Regions from separate parts of the Mus musculus genome. Here region 2 is linked to region 1. Evidence: chromatin contacts called from ENCODE Hi-C or POLR2A ChIA-PET data. All regions are on one chromosome and are shown on one strand. The core of a region is the stretch at or near the end of the contact, and the rest is flanking DNA. Distances in the headings are between cores, read along the strand shown.

Region 1 (5,813 bases), core at 1,847-4,346:
GCTTTCTCGACAATAAAAATGTTCTCCTCCTCCTCTTATTTCATATTTTCATTCAGTGGCACAGGCCCTGTAATCCCAGGGCTTCAAAGTTATCTTGGACTACATAGCAGATGTAAGGTCAGTTTGGGTTATGTAAGACTGTCGCCTGCATGTAATAGGCTTCCTTACAGGATGCTGCTGTAAATAAACTCTGTTCCTGTAGAACTTCATCACCCCCCCCCCCCCCAGGAATGCCTTTCCCTCCCGCCCTGCCCTCCAGCGTTTGCCACTCCTGCCCACTCTTCAGCAAACCAGCTTAGTTTCCTCAAGGGCATTATGTACACAACCCATCCCGATATTAAACCTTCTGTATGCTGAGCACACCTGGTGATGGTGAGGAGAAAAACTCTCTGGGTTTTTCCTTGTTTCTCTGTCCCTGCTTTGAACTCTGAGCTATCTGGAGCTTTACAGGATGTCAGTAAAAGGATCTGAGGCAGCAGACCCATCTATCTGTCTGTCTGTCCGTCCATCCATCCATCCATCCATCCATCTATCTATCTATCTATCTATCTATCTATCTATCTATCTATCTATCTATCTACAGCCACCCCATGTACAAAAATTACATAATACACTTACATACACATATATGTGTTTGTATACACACATCTCACACAATTTTTTTTTAAAAACAGGATCTGACAATGTAGCCCAGGCTGGCCTCAAAACATGACCCTTCTGCTTCAGCCCCCAAGGGCTGGTATCACAAGTATGTACCCATGGCTGCTTTTCACTGGATAGAGGAATATTGACATTTCCTGCAGATTATTTTGTGTGTTTCTTGCCTCCTGTAAAACACTGTCAATTTGCTCTCCTTGGGACACTTCGCTCAAGGCTGGCTTTGAGTTATTTCCTCTTTGCTGACAGCTCACACTGATCTCAAAAAGGGTATAGTGGTTTGAATAAGAATGGCCCCCCATAGCCGGGCAGGGGTGGCACACTCATTTAGTCCCAGCACTTGGGAGGCAGAGGCAGGAGGATTTCTGAGTTTGAGGCCAGCCTGGTCTACAAAATGAGTTCCAGGACAGCCAGGGCTACACAGAGAAACCCTGTCTACAAAACAAAACAAAACAATGGCTCCCATAGGCGCAAATATTCAATGCTTAGTCATTAGGAAGTGGCACTATTTAGAGGTGCTAGGGGGCCTTGCTGGAGGAGTTGGGCTTTCAGAAGCGTAGTTATGCCCTATTGCCGTGAAGAGACACCATGACTAAGACAACTCTTATGGATGGGGTCGCCACAACATGAGGAACCATATTAAAGGTTGCAGCATTGGGAAGTTTGCAAACCACTGGTTTAGCCAACCGACCAGAGAGCTCTAGGGAATTTTATTTAGAATTATAATAACAGTAAGTAATAGTAATGGTGCTTGAGGGATAGCCCAATGGTTAACTCAGAGGACTAGAGTTTCATTTCCAAACGCCATGTCAGGTAACTCACAGGCTTACAACTGCCTGTAACTCCAGCTCCCAAGAATTCAGTGCTGTCTTCTGGCCTCAGTGGGTGCCTGCAGATATCTGCACACAGAGGCAGGCATATATGTGCAAAGACACATAAATAAATAAATATCAAATAGATAAGTAAGAAAATAAATTCTAAAAATGTAAGATGGAGATCAATCTAGGAAGATGCCCAGTGTCAGTATCAGGCCTGGCTTCTACACTCAAACACACATGAACACAAGTATACACACAAGAGCACGCACACATGTACCAAACACACATGCACATTCTCACAACAAACAGTCATTTCTGGTTGAAAGGATTATGGTTGATTTCAAGTTCCATCTTACTCTTTTTCTAAAGTGGACATGTCTTTCTCTCTCTTTCTTTCTTTCTCCCCTTTCTTTCTTTCTTTCTTTCTTTCTCCCCTTTCTTTCTTTCTTTCTTTCTTTCTTTCTTTCTTTCTTTCTTTCTTTCTTTCTTTCTTTCTTTCTTTCTTTCTTTCTTTCTCCCCTTTCTTTCTTTCTTTCTTTCTTTCTTTCTTTCTTTCTTTCTTTCTTTCTTTCTTTCTTTCTTTCTCTCTTTCTTATACAGTGTCTTATTATGTAGACCAGGCTATTCTGGGAACCACTGTGTAGACCAGGCTGGCCTTGAACTGACAAGCCTATCCACCCTTCCCCTCAAGTGCTCCATCAAGCATAGCATGTGTTACTTTTATAAAGACAAAATGTAAAACACTATTAAAATGAGCCTTACAATATTAAATATAGGCCCTACTATGAAGCGATATCTAGGAGCCATTGATGAATATTTTAGAAAGTTTGAGACTACTTTCACATTGAGAAAAGTGTCTGATTGATGGGCATTGCATAGTTAGTAGACAACTGGTGTCCACCAGGGTGTATTGACAAGGTCTCAGCAAGGAACTATCAGACTTGGCAGAAAATGCTGTCTCACCCCATGTGCCTCGGAGCCCAGCCGCCTGGCCTGAACTGTGAGTAAGAGCTAAGTGAGTCACTCCTTCCCACTGTATGTGACAGCTCTGCCAAACAACGCGCTGGCTAAAAACAGTCTGAATCTGGGGAAATGCAGGAGGCCATTTTCCAGCAGTCAGGCTGTGAGGAGGCTGAGAAGGAGGCTCGGATGAGCAGTGAAATTTCCGAGGCGCTCTTTATTACGTGCGTTTACTTTCCTTGCTCTGCGTCCACTCCAGAAAAGGATGCCTACCCTGTAAAATGGGACCCAGAGCACTGTTTTGAAGGTCACATGTGCTTAAGCTTTTGAGTAAGAGACAAGGTGATCTTACAGTGGCCCTGTGATGAGCAAGACCAGGAGAGTGCTATGCAGGAGCCCTGAGTTGAGAGGTGTCTGGTTCCTGCCTCTGTCCGTGGAGGAGGCACTGGTTGGAGGCAGATGACTGTCCTCATTGCTGTGTTCAGGAGACTAGGATGAATGTCTGAGCCACTACAGGACAATTCAGCCTCAGTCTCCCAGCTGCCAGGATTGCAAGCATTTACTACCACGCCCTATCACTTTATAGCTTGATTAGACACAGGTTAGGTCACAAACTGACACAGAAGCCAAGGGAGCAGGAAGTTGCAGTGAGCTTGCAGGAACAGAGCAGCTCCCTACCATGTCCGTGAACCGATCTGCACAGGCCATCCGCACCCACTCTGGGGTTGCTGGGCTCTTCACTGTGAAGTCCTCCGCTATGTCTCTTTGTCTCCGTGCCGCAGCCACCGCATCAACAATGGCAAAAAACACAGATGACCCTAGGAACATCCCAGACTCCCCGAGGCCCTGCAAGAAAACACATTTGTCTATTTTATTGGCCTTTTGAGACAGGGTCTCACTTTGTGGCTCTGGCTGGTCTGAAACTCACTATGTAGATCAGAATGAATTCACAGAGGTCACCTGCCTCTACAGTGCATTTGTTTTAAAAGCTTCTATAGTAGACAACAAGCTACTTTGGGACAGGGCGTCATCTTGTTCAGCACTGTATCCGCCTGCCTCTGCCTCCCAAGTGCTGGGATTAAAGGCGCCACCACCGCCTGGCTTTATAAATCACTTCTTAAATGGGAACTTTCTACATCTTCAGTTCTGTCTGGGTTAAGTATTTGTTCTATGGGAAGGGATGCACACTTGCTTACATGTACGTGCAGTCCATGTGTTTCTGTGGGGTAAGAGAAGGGCACCATTATTAGAACAGTCAATGGATTGACCTTGCCAGCTTCATAAGCAGAGGGGGAAATAGTTCCTCATTATGCCCCTGGGGCTAAGGGAAGCAGCATACTTGCCTGAGCTTTTCATTGTTGGGGGGAAACAACAGAATCACCAGCCATTTGGGAAGAGCTTATTTGGCTTACAGATCCTGATTATGAAGAAGAGTCAGGGCAGGAGCTCAAAGCAGAAACCAATGCAGAGGCCATCGAGGGATGCTGCTTACTGGCTTGCACAGCCTGCTTTCTTATAGAACCCAGGACCACTTGCCCAGGGTGGGACTGACCACAGTGGCTCCCCCACCCCCCATCAAATCCTGAGTCAAGAAAATGCCCCCACAAACTCACCTACCAGCCAGTCTGATAGAAACATTCTCTCAGTTGAAGTTCCTCTTCCCAGAGGACCCTGGCTTGTGTTAGCGGATAACATACTAACAAGTACAGTAGTGTATACTATACTATAGTACAGTAGTATATACTAACCCATAGTACAGTAGTGTATAATATACTATAGTACAGTAGTATATACTAACCCATAGTACAGTAGTGTATACTCTACTACAGTACAGTAGTATATACTAACCTATAGTACAGTAGTGTATACTATACTATAGTACAGTAGTGTAGGAGAGGAAGACTTGGGCGATGACAGACCTTCACGTGTAGGCAACAGGCAGGAATTCGAGGGCCATGCGGGCAGGTGAAGGACAATAAGGAGAGGAGAACTGGGTTCTGTGGAGAGACAGAGACCCCCTCCACGGTCTGTCTGAGGGGACAGCCATTCTTTGCTTCTGATAATTGTTACCTTCCATGAACGCACCCAAAATAACCAGAGCCGTCTTCTTTTTCAGAAAAGTTTCTGTATTTGTGGTTTTTGTTTTGTTTTTGGTGGTGGTGGGAATTGAACCAGGGGCTGTGTGCACACTAAGCAAGCATTTTCTTGCTGACTTTTATCCCCAATCTTTGTTTTCATTTTTTGGTTTCCGAGACAAGGTCTTACTGTGGAACCTGGACTGTAAAATGCACCATGGAGTCGACCAGGCTGGCTTTGAATATCCACATATCTTCCTGCTTTTACCTCCCCAGTACCATAGGCACTCACTCATCACCATGTCCTTCTTGGTCCTTGTGTGTTTTCCAGAGAGATCTTGCTTTGTAGCCTAGGCTGGCATTAATTCATGTTCCTTCTCCATCTACCTATTGAGTATTGGGATTACCGGCATGCCTACCATGCTGGGTGCACTGCCTGGGTACTCTTAACCTGAAGCTGTTCTCTGTAGGCTCTGGGCTGCCTCTGGCCTTCCCCCCTCAGATGGCTTCTAGACCAGCCAGAGTCAGAAGGACCTGTTGGTGCCCCTCCCTCTGAGTCTGTGATGGCTTCGCCAACCCAAGTCCAGAGGCGATACCTAGGCTGAAGGGGAATTCAGTTTGGAAATGATGGAATTCCAGCAGATATATTTTTCTTGTTTCAGAAAAGAAAATCAATTTATTCCTGAATGGAGAATAAAAGTAAGTAAGAAAAAAAGATGTGACTGTTCCTAGGAAAAGGTAGAGAAAGGGTGAGCAAAGGCAGATATCTGGGAGAGTCCAGAGTGAACATGACCAGGCCATGTGAGACAGAAGAGAGAGGGCCAGGTGACCAATAGGCCACAGGGGTAGAGGGTAGACCAAAAGGGGCTGGTAACCAAAATGGTTGTATTATATAGGAAGGGCAGACCAGGCCCTGGGCTAGAGAAATTTAAGGTATGCCAGCCATATCTTTTAATACTGAGGGATGCTGGGAGAACCTGGCAGCCGGGTCTACTTTGGTATGTTAAATGTTAGTCATTTGTCAGGGTTTGAGATGTAACAACTCCTATCTAGAAGTTTCTCCAAAGAATTTTTTTTTAAGATTTATTTATTTATTTTATGTGAAGAGGGCATTGAATCCAATTACAGATGGTCGTGAGCCACCATGTGGTTGTTGGGAATTGAACTCATGACCTCTGGAAGAGCAGCCAGTGCTCTTAACCCCCTGAGTCATCTCTGCAGGCTCTCCCCAAAGATTTTTAAGGAAGACTTTTTGTTTGTTTGTTTGTTTCAGACAAGGTTTCTCTGTGTAGCCCAGGCTGTC
Region 2 (5,362 bases), core at 1,479-3,978, 34 kb before region 1:
ATTTATTTATTATATGTAAGTACACTGTAGCTGACTTGAGATACACCAGGAGGGGGCGTCAGATCTCATGGACGGTTGTAAGTCACCATGTGATTACTGGGATTTGAACTCAGAACACCTGGAAGAACAGTCAGTGCCCTTAACTGGCTGAGCCATCTCTCCAGCCCCAATTTCCTTCATTATTGATAAACTGCTTTAGTTTAAGAAAATCTATTGGCTAAAACTATACCTACCAAAGGCTGGAATACACAACCGGGGGACAGACTATGGAGAATATACAAAGATGCTGTCATCTGTGTCAAACTTTCTATGAAAGGTAGAAAACCAGAAACAACCTTAAAACCAGTAGTTAGCCCATTCTCCATTTCCTCAAAACTACTCAACAGGTTAATGTGTGCTTCATCTTTTTGAAGCAGCCCTATGTAGCCCTAGCTGGCCTGGAATTCACTAACTAGACCTCTATTTACTGGCCTCTCCAACTGCAAGAATTAAAGATGTATGCCACCATGCCCGGCCAATGCCAGTTTTCAAAGAATACCATTTAAACTTTTTTTTGTTGCTGGGTGGTGGTGGCAGTGCACACCTTTAATCCCAGCACTTGGGATGCAGAAGCAGGCAGAATTCATTTCTGAGTTCAAGGACAGCCTGGTCTACAAAGTGAGTTCCAGGACATCCAGGGCTATACAGAGAATCTCGAAAAAAAAACAAAAAACTTTTGTTGGTGTTGGTTTTTTAAAGACAGGGTTTCTTTGTGTAGTCCTGGCTATCCTGAAACTCAGAGGAGATCTGCGAGCCTCTGATAGGAGTACTAGATTCAATCCCCAGATTGCCAGGAGCTCAGGCCTTTAATCCTAGCATTTGGAGGCCATCCTGAGCTACAATCTAAGACTCTGCTAAACCTTAAAAAAAAAAAAAATTAATGTGAATCTCATTCTATAATTCTTTAAGTTGAAATCTGATTTCTACCCACACTCTTTTCCCAGACCTATGCCATGTGAGACACTCTATAAATGAGTCACTTTCACATATCTCCACAAAGTCTAGGTGAAATCAGGGACTTTAGGAGTGCCCCCCCCCTTCTATTAGCCCTCTTTGTTCAAATTCTTCTTTAAACTATGAGCTTAAAGTCACAGGTTTTAGCCACTAAAAAAAAAAAAAGAAAAGAAAAGAAAAGAAAGAAAGAAATTTGAGAAAGCAGAGAAACACTAAGGGAGCAGTTAATCTGAAATAGAAGTTAAAGAGAAAATCAAGTTTCTATTATTTTCGGGTTAGTAACATGCAGCTACCTGACTGTGAGAGAAACCAAGATATGTCTGAAAGCTTGAGGGTGAGTTACAAATAAATAGTTACCTCTTTTTCTGGTTTTAAAACGCTGGCCTGATAGCGTTGGTTTTTGCTGCTTTTGATTATTCATAAAAGACACCCTAGAAAAAGGAGAAAGAAGGCCTTAAAAACACCCGTGCCAGTAATATTAACTTCTTAAACCAAGTATCAAACCTTAAATCAAAATTACAATTAAAGCAAGCCCAAGACGCTTTCAGTTAACAGGCAATAGAGAGGGTGCAGGTAAGTTTCCCTCTCCAGGAACCCCTTGATGTAAGTGCTGGAACTACACCTTGATAAAGCATTTTACTATCACCCTGTCTGGTGGCAAATGGCCTACCACAAACCTAACTACTCAGTCTCTCCTACACCGTTCTTTGCATCTCCCACTTTTTCTAAGTAACCCGAACTTAGAGGACTGTCGCGGTCACGAGCTATCTGTCAAAGGCCCTGAACCGCATCAGCGCTGCCCTCATTCCAAAGTGGCGCCGAGAGCCGCAGAGCCCGCTTGCACCCTTCCAAGATGCAAAACTGAGAGCTGGCCGCAAACGCTACAGCCCCAGCCGCCTCCTCCTCCCCGGGCACGTGTCTCCACATCCACACCCTTTCCCGTGCCTCCCGCCTCTCGGGGCTCGGGCGGCGGGCCCCGGAGCGCCGCAGGCCCTTCTCCACCGACCCTGTCGCCTGCGGTGGTGGCCGCCGCGCCGAGCGGACCACAGGCGCCGAGGCGCTGCGCGCCGGGGCCCCCGCCGCCCCGTACATCCGCCCGCCCTCCCGCGAAAGCAGCGGCGGAGGCGGCGGCCGCGGCGGTGGTGGCGGCGGCTGCGCCCCGCCCGCCGAACTCCCCACGCGTACATCACCCAACAGAGGCCGCGGCGGCTTTGTTACCCAGGCCGGCCGGGGCGCACACGGGGGCGCGCCGCCACCCCGGCGCCCCGCGGCCTCGCCCGCCCTCCAGAGCGGCGGCCCGGGCCACGGATCCAGGCCCCGGGTCCCGCCGGCCCCTCCGAACCGCGCCGCCACCCTCCTCCTCCTCCGGGCCACGGCGCGCCGCTCTTCCCCGGCGCTGCGCCGCGCTCGCCTCACCGAATTTAAGGCGAAGAGAAAAGAGCCAGAAATCCCCGAGCTGGCGGCAACTGCGGCGCTGTCTCCTCTGCGACCGGAACTAACGCGAGCAGGAGGGGAGGAAGAGGCGCCACCCCCGCCCCGGAGGCCTGCTATCGCGAGATTTCTACCCTGCGCCAGTTCGCACTCCCCCCTGCCGAAGGCCGCGGGGTTGCAGCTCGGGGGCACCGGCTAACACCGCGGTGGTAGGCGTCTCTGTCCCACCCTAAAGCCCCAGGCTGCCCTGACTCTTGTACCAGGGTAGCCCGTCCCCCTTCCTCCGCCGCAGCGGCCGGCCTCCCCCTCTCCGGGCGGGGATGGGAGTGGGAAGCGGCCCCTCAACGGCCGCGAGTTGGACCAGTCCGTCCCGGTCCAGCCCAGACCCCTCCTCCGGAAGCTGGAGCCCGGGGGTAGGGGGAATGCTGGGCGGCGGGCGCAGAGGCCGGGGCGTCTGTAGGGTTCTGCCTGGGTGAGGACTGCAGCCCGGCCTCCCTGCTCTGCGATGCGGTGTGCTGAGGGCAAGTCTGACCTCGGCCTGTCACCACGCCTTGCAAGGGGTGCTCGTCCCCTGACTGCGGTGGACTGGGAATTTGTTAAAACCAGATTGCGAGGCCCCCACCCGCAGGGTTTATAATTGCTTCTGGTGCAGGACTCAAGAATGTGCCTTTATCACAAAGTCTCCCGAGATAAGGACCTTCAGAAGGTGTATTCTCCGGGACAACAGATAAAACTGCCCGCATCCGGTTTGTGCCCTTTTCATCCGCCATCCCCCAAACACCGGGATTTGTCCTTAAAATCCCTTTCCATGTACCAACTTCTCGCTCTCGCTCTCGCTCTCTCTCTCTCTCTCTCTCTCTCTCTCTCTCTCTCTCTCGCGTGTTCCAGATCGAGGCCAGCCTGGTCTACAGAGTGAATTCTAGGAGAGCCAGGGGTATTTCTGACATCCACCGTCCCTGTACTCAAACCTTTAATCTTTCTTACTCGTACATGGAAGGCACTTCTGTTCACTGGCATTTAACATATACTGTATTTGGAGTTTCGGATTTGCCTCTAAGGCTTTAAGCCGCTGTTTGTTGGATCTTGGCTGTCAATTCTTTTCCGTTCAAGTTGGTAGGTCGGAGCGCTGAAGGAGCAGCGGTGGGAAAATAGCCTAGCAGCAACAGCCTAACTTCTTGGAGGTACTGGTGGCCCATAGGACTGAACTTTGGTGGGACCTAGGAAGGCCAGGCCGTGGAGCATAGTGGGAAATGATGGGAATCAGGGCTCTAAGTTCCCCTACCTTTATCCTCTAACCCTGAGTCCGTTGGCATTTCTCTTGGAAGTCTTATTTCATACTCTGCATGATAGACTACCACGTCCCCCACGTTATGTTTGTTTCTGATGTGTTAAGGGTACAGTATTTCACTAATTAAAAAGCCATGTTTGTGTAGTATGTGTGTAGCAGACATTCTCCTAAGCACTTAACTGCGTTGAGTCCTTGAAACTGCCCTATGACTTTGACACTTGTTAGTCTTGTTGGGAAAAGAAGGCATATAGGTCAGTTAACTTGCCAGTGAACGGCCCCCCAGCGGCCTGGTCCACCAATATAATAAACTGCCAGGTCACACACTGAGCTGAGCTAGAGACACAAAAAACGGTGAATAGCCAAACCCGTTACTCATAAAGCTTCCCTCCGCATTGGCCACATTTCCCAATTCGGTCTCCTCTCCAGTACAGTCCTGATTTACACCCTGCCTTTGTATTTTTGAGACAGGGTCTTGCTAAGTAGCCCAGGCTGGCCTTGACCTGGCAATCCTCCTGTATCAGCTTTCCAGGTACTGGCATTAGAGACATCAGTCACCAAGCCCAGTTAATTGGGATTTCTGTTCCCGTGACTAAATGAGCCTTCCTTGTTGCACTGTGTCTTTCTTTACATTTCCAGGGTGATCTTTCTAAATGTAACTCAGGCCCTTCTCATCAGTGTCTGAGTTCCTGGGTTTTCATGAAAAACCACAGGAACACTGCTTTCCACCTTCTTATACCATTGGTGGCTTTATCACATCCAATAAGGAGTCAGGACCTTAAAACTCGGCTTGGGAGATGACTCTATGTAAAATGTTTGCAACACAGTATGAGGACTCAAGTTCTAATTCTCAAATACCACATAAAAGCTAAGTGTTTATGGCAGCCCACCTGTAATCAGCACATGGGAAATGAAGGAAGGGTCTGTGGAGCAAGGTAACTAGCCATACAAGCCATACACTCAAGCTCCAGCCGTGGTGCACGCTTTTTTTTTTTAAACATTTTTTAAGATTTATTTATTATTTATTATATGTAAGTACACTGTAGCTGTCTTCAGACACTCCAGAAGAAGGAGTCAGATCTCGTTACAGATGGTTGTGAGCCACCATGTGGTTGCTGGGATTTGAACTCCAGACCTTCGGAAGAGCAGTCGGGTGCTCTTACCTGCTGAGCCATCTCACCAGCCCGGTGCACGCTTTTTTTTGTTTTTAAAGTTTTATTTAGTTAGTTTATGCATATGAGTACACTATTGCTTTCTTCACACACACCAGAAGAGAGCATCATATCCCATTGCAGATGGTTGTGAGCCACCATGTGGTTGCTAGGAATTGAACTCAGGACCTCTGGAAGTGCAGTCAATGCTCTTAAACTGCTGAGCCATCTCTCCAGCCCATGGTGCATGCTTCTAATCCCAGCACCCAGGAGACACAGGCAGTCATAGTTTCAAGTCAGAGTTAGACAATAATACCTGTTCCCGAGAGAGAGAGAGAGAGAGAGAGAGAGAGAGAGAGAGAGAGAGAGAGGGAGAGGGAGAGAGAGAGATCTTATCCTTGATCTTATCCATTCATGCTTGGGACTGAACCCAGGAGTTAGTGTATGCTAAATGAGCACTCTACCGACAGCCACATCTCAGTCTACCTCCACAGATGTTTAT

Evidence for each region. A loop is a pair of places that touch in the nucleus more often than their neighbours do. ChIA-PET counts read pairs that join two places held with the same protein, here RNA polymerase II (POLR2A).
Region 2: POLR2A ChIA-PET joins it to region 1 with 48 read pairs in Patski. The contact joins the promoter of Bzw1 here to the enhancer-like site in region 1. A Hi-C loop is called at or near these places in 4 of 37 maps with a recorded cell type or tissue (gastrocnemius and mouse trophoblast stem cell). POLR2A ChIA-PET finds 5 or more read pairs at or near these places in 5 of 5 experiments (Patski and embryonic stem cell).

The regions. Positions count from the first base shown.
Region 1 is chr1:58,356,386-58,362,198 of GRCm38, reverse strand. Aox2 (aldehyde oxidase 2) reads right to left here. Exons shown (of 36, transcript NM_001008419.2): 34 at 3,114-3,281. Among named protein-coding and RNA genes, the nearest start is that of Gm39644, 33 kb to the left of the region's middle. Within about 2 kb of position 3,096, at least 1 of the 3 ENCODE cell types and tissues checked has a DNase peak (open chromatin) inside an H3K27ac peak, as active enhancers do.
Region 2 is chr1:58,390,264-58,395,625 of GRCm38, reverse strand. It overlaps Bzw1 (basic leucine zipper and W2 domains 1), which reads right to left and starts at 2,728. Exons shown (of 12, transcript NM_025824.4): 1 at 2,410-2,728; 2 at 1,351-1,424. The coding sequence starts at 1,414. Gm39644 (a long non-coding RNA gene) reads left to right here and starts at 3,083. Exons shown (of 3, transcript XR_003947828.1): 1 at 3,083-3,170.